Regions from separate parts of the Homo sapiens genome. Here region 1 is linked to region 2. The links are chromatin contacts, found by Hi-C or POLR2A ChIA-PET in ENCODE. All regions are on one chromosome and are shown on one strand. The core of a region is the stretch at or near the end of the contact, and the rest is flanking DNA. Distances in the headings are between cores, read along the strand shown.

The links. A loop is a pair of places that touch in the nucleus more often than their neighbours do. ChIA-PET counts read pairs that join two places held with the same protein, here RNA polymerase II (POLR2A). Pooled maps may share reads with other maps.
Region 1: a loop to region 2 is called in a map with no recorded cell type, with 5 times the contacts of the local background. The contact joins two enhancer-like sites. A Hi-C loop is called at or near these places in 1 of 168 maps with a recorded cell type or tissue (endothelial cell of umbilical vein), 1 of 37 single-sample maps with no recorded cell type and 3 of 50 pooled maps. POLR2A ChIA-PET finds 5 or more read pairs at or near these places in 2 of 52 experiments (BJ and K562).

Annotation. Positions count from the first base shown.
Region 1 is chr11:6,701,899-6,705,127 of GRCh38, forward strand. LOC124902625 (a long non-coding RNA gene) reads left to right here. Exons shown (of 4, transcript XR_007062574.1): 4 at 2,534-2,573. Among named protein-coding and RNA genes, the nearest start is that of MRPL17, 20 kb to the left of the region's middle. Within about 2 kb of position 1,618, at least 3 of the 41 ENCODE cell types and tissues checked have a DNase peak (open chromatin) inside an H3K27ac peak, as active enhancers do.
Region 2 is chr11:6,314,377-6,317,354 of GRCh38, forward strand. No RefSeq gene overlaps it. Among named protein-coding and RNA genes, the nearest start is that of CAVIN3, 4.6 kb to the right of the region's middle. Within about 2 kb of position 1,580, at least 6 of the 41 ENCODE cell types and tissues checked have a DNase peak (open chromatin) inside an H3K27ac peak, as active enhancers do.

The DNA.
Region 1 (3,229 bases), core at 368-2,867, 390 kb after region 2:
CAATGAAAATAAACTAATACAGCTCCACATAGTAACATGGATAAATCTTAAAAACGTAATGTTGAGTAAAGGAAGTCAGGCACAAAATGTACACATTGTATCATTCCAACTGCTTGTTTGAAAACAGAGCTAATCTCTGTGTTACACTGCTTTGGAGAGTGGAGAGAAGGTACAGTGATTAGAGGAGGGCATGAGGGGTGAGTTCTAGGGTGTGGGCAATGCTCCGTAACTTGATCTGGATGCTGGTTACTGGAGTGTATTTGCTTTGTCACAGATCGTTGAGCTGTACACATAAAATCTGTGTACCCTTTTTAGTATAACTGTTATATTTCAATAAAAAAGAAGTTAAAAAAGATTAGCCACATCTTTTATAGCTGTCCGACTCATGGAGAGTTATCCTTTCTTTGAGTTTAATACTGATAAATAAAGGTCCCCTGAAGATATCCACCTCCTACTCCCCAGAACCTGTGACTGTTACTCCATATGGCAAAAAGGACTTTGCAGATGTGATTAAATTCACAATCTTGAGACGAGGAGATTATCCTGGATTATCCAGTGGGCCCAATGTAATCACAAGGGTCCTTATAAGAAAGAGTCAGTAGGGTCAAGCATTGGAATGAGGCACTGAAAAACTTGACTTCTTGTTGCTGGCTTTGAAGATGGAAGGGGGTCATGTGTCTAGGAATGTAGAAGCAGAAAAGGCAAAAAAAAAAAAAAAAGAAAGAAAGAAGAAAAAGAATTTTTCCCGAGTGTCTTTAGAAGGTACGAAGCTCTGCCAATACCTTGTTTTTAATTCCATAAGTCCTAATTTTAGACTTTGACCTCCAGAACTGTAAGATAAATCTGTTGTTTCATTGTTTTTAGCCACCAAGGTTGTGATAATTTGTTATAGTAGGAACAGGAAACTAACACAGTGGGTTACACATTGTGCCCGTCAGAATACATCACACATAATAGGTACTCTGTGAGTGTGTATTGAATGAATGGCCGAGCTTCCAACATGTCTGATTCTTAATTACGACGAAGGAATTTTAGAAATAAATAAAGGTGTTTTTGTCTGTGAGAATTCAAGACTGGTATTGTGTAGTGTGACCAGGCAATTTTTTTTTTTTGTCTCTCTCCTGCTAATCTTCCAGACCTCAAGGACCTTTCCAGACCAAGGTCCTGGAGGTGAAGTGAAGAGAGCACAAGCTTTGAACTCATCAGACAACAAAATTGAAGATGAGGATGTAGATAAAAATGCCATTATTAGGGCTTCTCCTTAGTCTGTCGGAGGCATTCATTTGTCTGGAGGAAGTTAGAATTTTTTCCAAAAATATAAGACTGAGGTAATATTAGTCTTTTGACATCCAAATGGATTATGCCATGCATCAACTTTAGGATTCATTCACAGAAATGTAGCACAGCATGGTCAGAAAGAAGAAGGCTTAATTTTACAAAGGTGCCTTGAGTTTTTATGCAGTTTGGATACTGAATTGAAACCCAGTGGATTGTCATAGGCCTACAATAGCAGAATGAGTTGACTCAACAATAAGGTAGCGTAGACTGCTGGACCAATTTGCAGGCTGGAGGATGTGGCAATCAACTCAGGGTTCTGCAGACAGCAAAATTTTTCTTAACAGCCTTAGCAACTCAGGAACATTGTCCCTGTAGAAAGTACAGACCCCATGTGAATTAGCCAATTTAGCAGTGGTGTCCTGCAGAATGTTGAATAATTCAGTGCCCAAAGGACAGTCCCCCAGAGACCAGCAGATGGAGCTGCCACAACATAAAAACCAGCCTGAGGCTAGAGTTCCTTCTCTGTGCCAGGGGATTGCATAACCATAGTCTCTCCATCATACACTGGGGAGAGAAGCAGGGGAAGTAGAGGCTTTCTGAGTGATCAAGCATTATTTTATCCAATAGAAACAATAATTTCTGAAGGCATATTTACATTGTGTCAGGTTAGACTAAATTAAAATTAGATTGCATTATTAGTTTTTTTTTCTTCCTCCTGCTAACTCGTAGATAGGGATTTGGGAGGACATCAGATTATAGACTAAATAAAGAGAGTAAAATGTTTCTGTACATCCTCTGAGGTGTAGTGTAAGCCTTAGGATCATCCCCAATTGCCCTACTGCAAGGTCATTGAGATTTTTCCTTGGATAAGGTTGCCAGAAAAGGAAAGAGAATCACAGAAAGAGCAAGAGATCACAGAAGTGCATATCAATTTACATTTTTCGCTTCCTCTCTCCTCTCTTTCTTATCCATGAGTTCATGTTTTGAGTTTGGGAAGTTGGAGGCAATTTGAACTTGAATCCATAACCCTCTGTCTCCTACATGATACACCCTTCTCTTTGTTTTGGAGAATGCTCTTCAAGCAGGAGTTTCCAATAAATACCTCCATTCAGCGAATGTTTACTAAAGGTTTGATAAGTGGGAGGCCCTGTAATAAATACAGGATATATAAGAAGAGAAAGCTGGCCCTAGCCTGCACACAGGGGAGTAGGGGGAATATGCATTTTTTTCTTTATTTAATCTTTTTTTTGTACAGATGGAGTCTTGCTATGTTGCCCAGGCTAGTCTCAAATTCCTGGCCTCAAGTGATCCTCCTGTCTCAGCCTTCCAAAGCACTGGAATTACAGGTGAGAGCCACTGTGTCCAGCGGAAATATTTAAACAAATAATTTTCGAAGTACTGTAGTTGAAGAAAAAGGAGCTGATACTTTTTTCTTTTTTTTTCTAGATGGGGTTTCACCATGTTGGCCAGGGTTGTCTTGAACTCCTGACCTCAAGTGAGCCACCTGCCTTGACCTCCCAAAGTGCTGGGATTGCAGGTGTGAGCCACGACAACTGGCTGAGACTAACATTTATACTGCTTATATCTAGGCCCATGTCTGTGAAGATATCCCTGACATCTAATCAGTTATCTCTCAATTTTTGCCAAAATTTCCACCTTGCATTTCCATGTCACGAATTATATTTATTCTATCTTCTATTCACAATTTTTTTTTGAGATGGAGTCTTGCTCTGTTGCCCAGGCTGGAGTGCAGTGGTGCGATCTCAGCTCACTGCAACCTGCACCTCCCGGTTCAAGTGATTCTCCTGCCTCAGCCTCCTGAGTAGCTGGGATTACAGGCACCCGCCACCATGCCTGGCTAATTTTTGTATTTTTAGTAGAGACAGCATGAGCCACTGCACTGGGAATGTTCACATTCTTTCCAGCAGTTTTTGTACATCTTTGGAAGAAT
Region 2 (2,978 bases), core at 330-2,829:
GACTGAATAAAGACTGTGCTTTCCACCATCATGTTAAAAATAATTCTAAAATAGAAAAGAGACCATGAATGCAAACTCTGTCTGCCTTTGATGAAACTAAGAAATATCTGAAACCACAAGGATAGATGTCAAGACAGTACAGAACACTTTAGTGTTGGAAATGCTTGTGGAATAGACAGCATTCGCGTTCTCTTCAATGCTGAGGTTATATGATTCCTCTGCTCACAATAAAGGAAAATCAAAAGGACGTCTAGTTCTTAACTAGGGAAGAAGTTTCCTGCCAGGAATGTATATATTTTTGCCCATGTAAGAGGCATGTCAAAGCAGAAAGTGGGCATATTATGTTAGATTATCCTGCCCATTATCTTTATCCAGTTTCTACTATTCTATTGCATTATACCTAGTTTAAGATCTTACTTTGGCTTCCCATGTAGACTTTGTTGAAGGATGAAAAATGTTTTGAATAGCTAGCTAGACTATTCCAGTCACTTGGCCATTAGATTTCTTCGGGAAATTAATGAATCCAGCAATCAAATTAATCAGTGTTTTCTGAGTGCAGTTATTGCAGATCAGCCTAATCTTGCTGGAATGCAAGATAAATTTGTGTTTCTGGCCTGAAAAGTTGAAAGCCAAAGTGAATGTTAATGATCCACTAATGTACCTTCCGTCTGCTTAAATAGCTGCTAAATGCCACATGTGCTGGATGACAAGTTGGTATTCTGTCATTGTCTCCACTTCCTTTATTTTACTTTTTTAAAGGCAAGGTCTCATTCTGTCACCCAGGCTGGAGTATAGTGCCATGATCATAACTCACTGCAACCTTAAAATCCTGGGCTCAAGCAATCTTCCCACCTCAGCCTCCCAAGTAGCTAGGACTACAGGTGTGCCCCCATGCCCAACTAATTTTTTTTTAAACTTTTTTGTAGAGACAGGGTTTCACCATGTTACCCAGGATGGTCTTGAACTCCTGGCCTCAAGCTATCCACTCACATCAGCCTCCCAAAAGGCTAGGATTACAGGCATGAACCACTGCACCTGGCCATTAATGTTTAACAATATTAATAATAACAACCAGCAGTGATAATGGAGAACATAATATAACAAAATGAGCTATGAAGAAATTTAACTAATTTTGTTTTAACTTGATCTTATTATTTGCTGCTATAGACAACTCAGGAAGAAATAAACATTAATATACCCTTCCCTTGCAAAATTAGTCAAGCCTTTGGGTTTCTAGGGGTCAAGATGTTTTATACGGAAAATGCACACTTAGTTCTTAATTCTAATTGTGGGTTGAAAGGGGAAAATCAAGTAGATTTCCAGGAATTTGAAAAAACAAGAATTTATTTTTCCTTGGGGACAGAGAACTGAGTCTGCTCATACCAGTCCCATTGAGACGGCCAAACCTTGAAAGGGGCACAGTCTGAGCACCAGGGTTGGGAGCCTGCAGGAGAAGGGTTGAATTTCCCCAGACCAAATGGAGCTACTGCAGAGCCGCCTTCCATGGAAGGACCCCTGCCCGCTACACCTCCTCTACCCTAACTGTCCCCAATATATTGCCGGTCAGGCTGACCTCCGGGTAATTAGAGGAGGCACCAACGAGGACACTGGCTCCCCGACACTGACATCGTGTGGTCATAAGGAGCAAGGGCAGCAGAGACATGCAAAGGCTGAGAGATGGTATGAGCCCCCTGGTACTGCACAGTCTCGAAAACGGGAAGATAACTAAAATTGCTAATCATCAACTTCCCAACAGCATGGCAGGCATGTGGGGGCTTAAACTCTTCTTATTGAATCCATGAAAATAAAAATGTGACACCACTCAAACTCAAGTGTCAAGGAGTAATTCATACGTGTAACTCTGGTCCCAATATTACTCCCCAGTGTCCTTATCTAAAGAACACCCCCACAAACCTTATCTGTATCCTTAGTCTGTTTTCTTTTTCTTCAGAGCTCATAACCAGAATGCCCTTGTGGTTCATGTGCTTACTTGTTTTATCTGGCTTACATGTTTACTTATTTATTACCTGTCTCTTCCTACTGGAATTTAACTCTATAGAGGTATGGATCTTCTCTTTCTTATGTGCCACTGTATCCTCAGATTTTATTTTATTTACTTTATTTGTTATTATTTTATTTTTTGAGACAGACTGTCGCCCTGTTGCCCAGGGTGGAGTGCAGTGGTGCAATCTGCAGCCTCTGCCCCCTAGACTTAAGCAATTCTGGTGCCTCAGCCTCCCAAGTAGCTGGGACTACAAGTGTGCACCACCACATCTGGCTAACTTTTTGGGTATTTTTAGTACAGACGGGGTTTCGCCACGTTGGCCAGGCTGGTCTCAAACTCCTGGAGTCAAGCGATCTGCCCGCCTCAGCCTCCCAAAGGGCTGGGATTACAGATGTGAGCCACCACGCCTGGCAGTATTCTCAGATTTTAAAATAGCACCTGGAAGACCCTAAGAGTTCAGTAAGTTATTTGTTGAATGAGTGGACAAATAAATTATATACCTGAAGCTTATGGAGCAAAAACTATACTCCGGCAATGTGCTGGGCACTTGATTTATGTCACTTAATCTTTCCAACAATCTAAGTAAGGGGCTATAATTATCTCATTTTATAGATAAGGGAACAGAGAACCCAAACTACCCACCGCTGAGCTCTACTGCCCCTTGCCATTCCTGTTTTCCATCTCACTATTTACCATTTCCAAGAACAATTCCTTATATATCTCCCACTTTTCCTCCTTCAGGTTGGGTCATGCCCCTTCCCCATTTGCTCTCAAAATAACTTACATGTAACCATCATTCATTACAATTGGTGATGGTATCTCCCTCTAAATCCCGAGCTCCCCAAGGTGTTCATGAGACCTAGCATAGGGCCTGGAACAAAGTAGGTATTAAAAACGTTGTTATATGATAGTGACTGAATGAAGGAGTAGGTGACTGTGCTCCTCATCCTTAACCACCACTCCCACTTCCAGT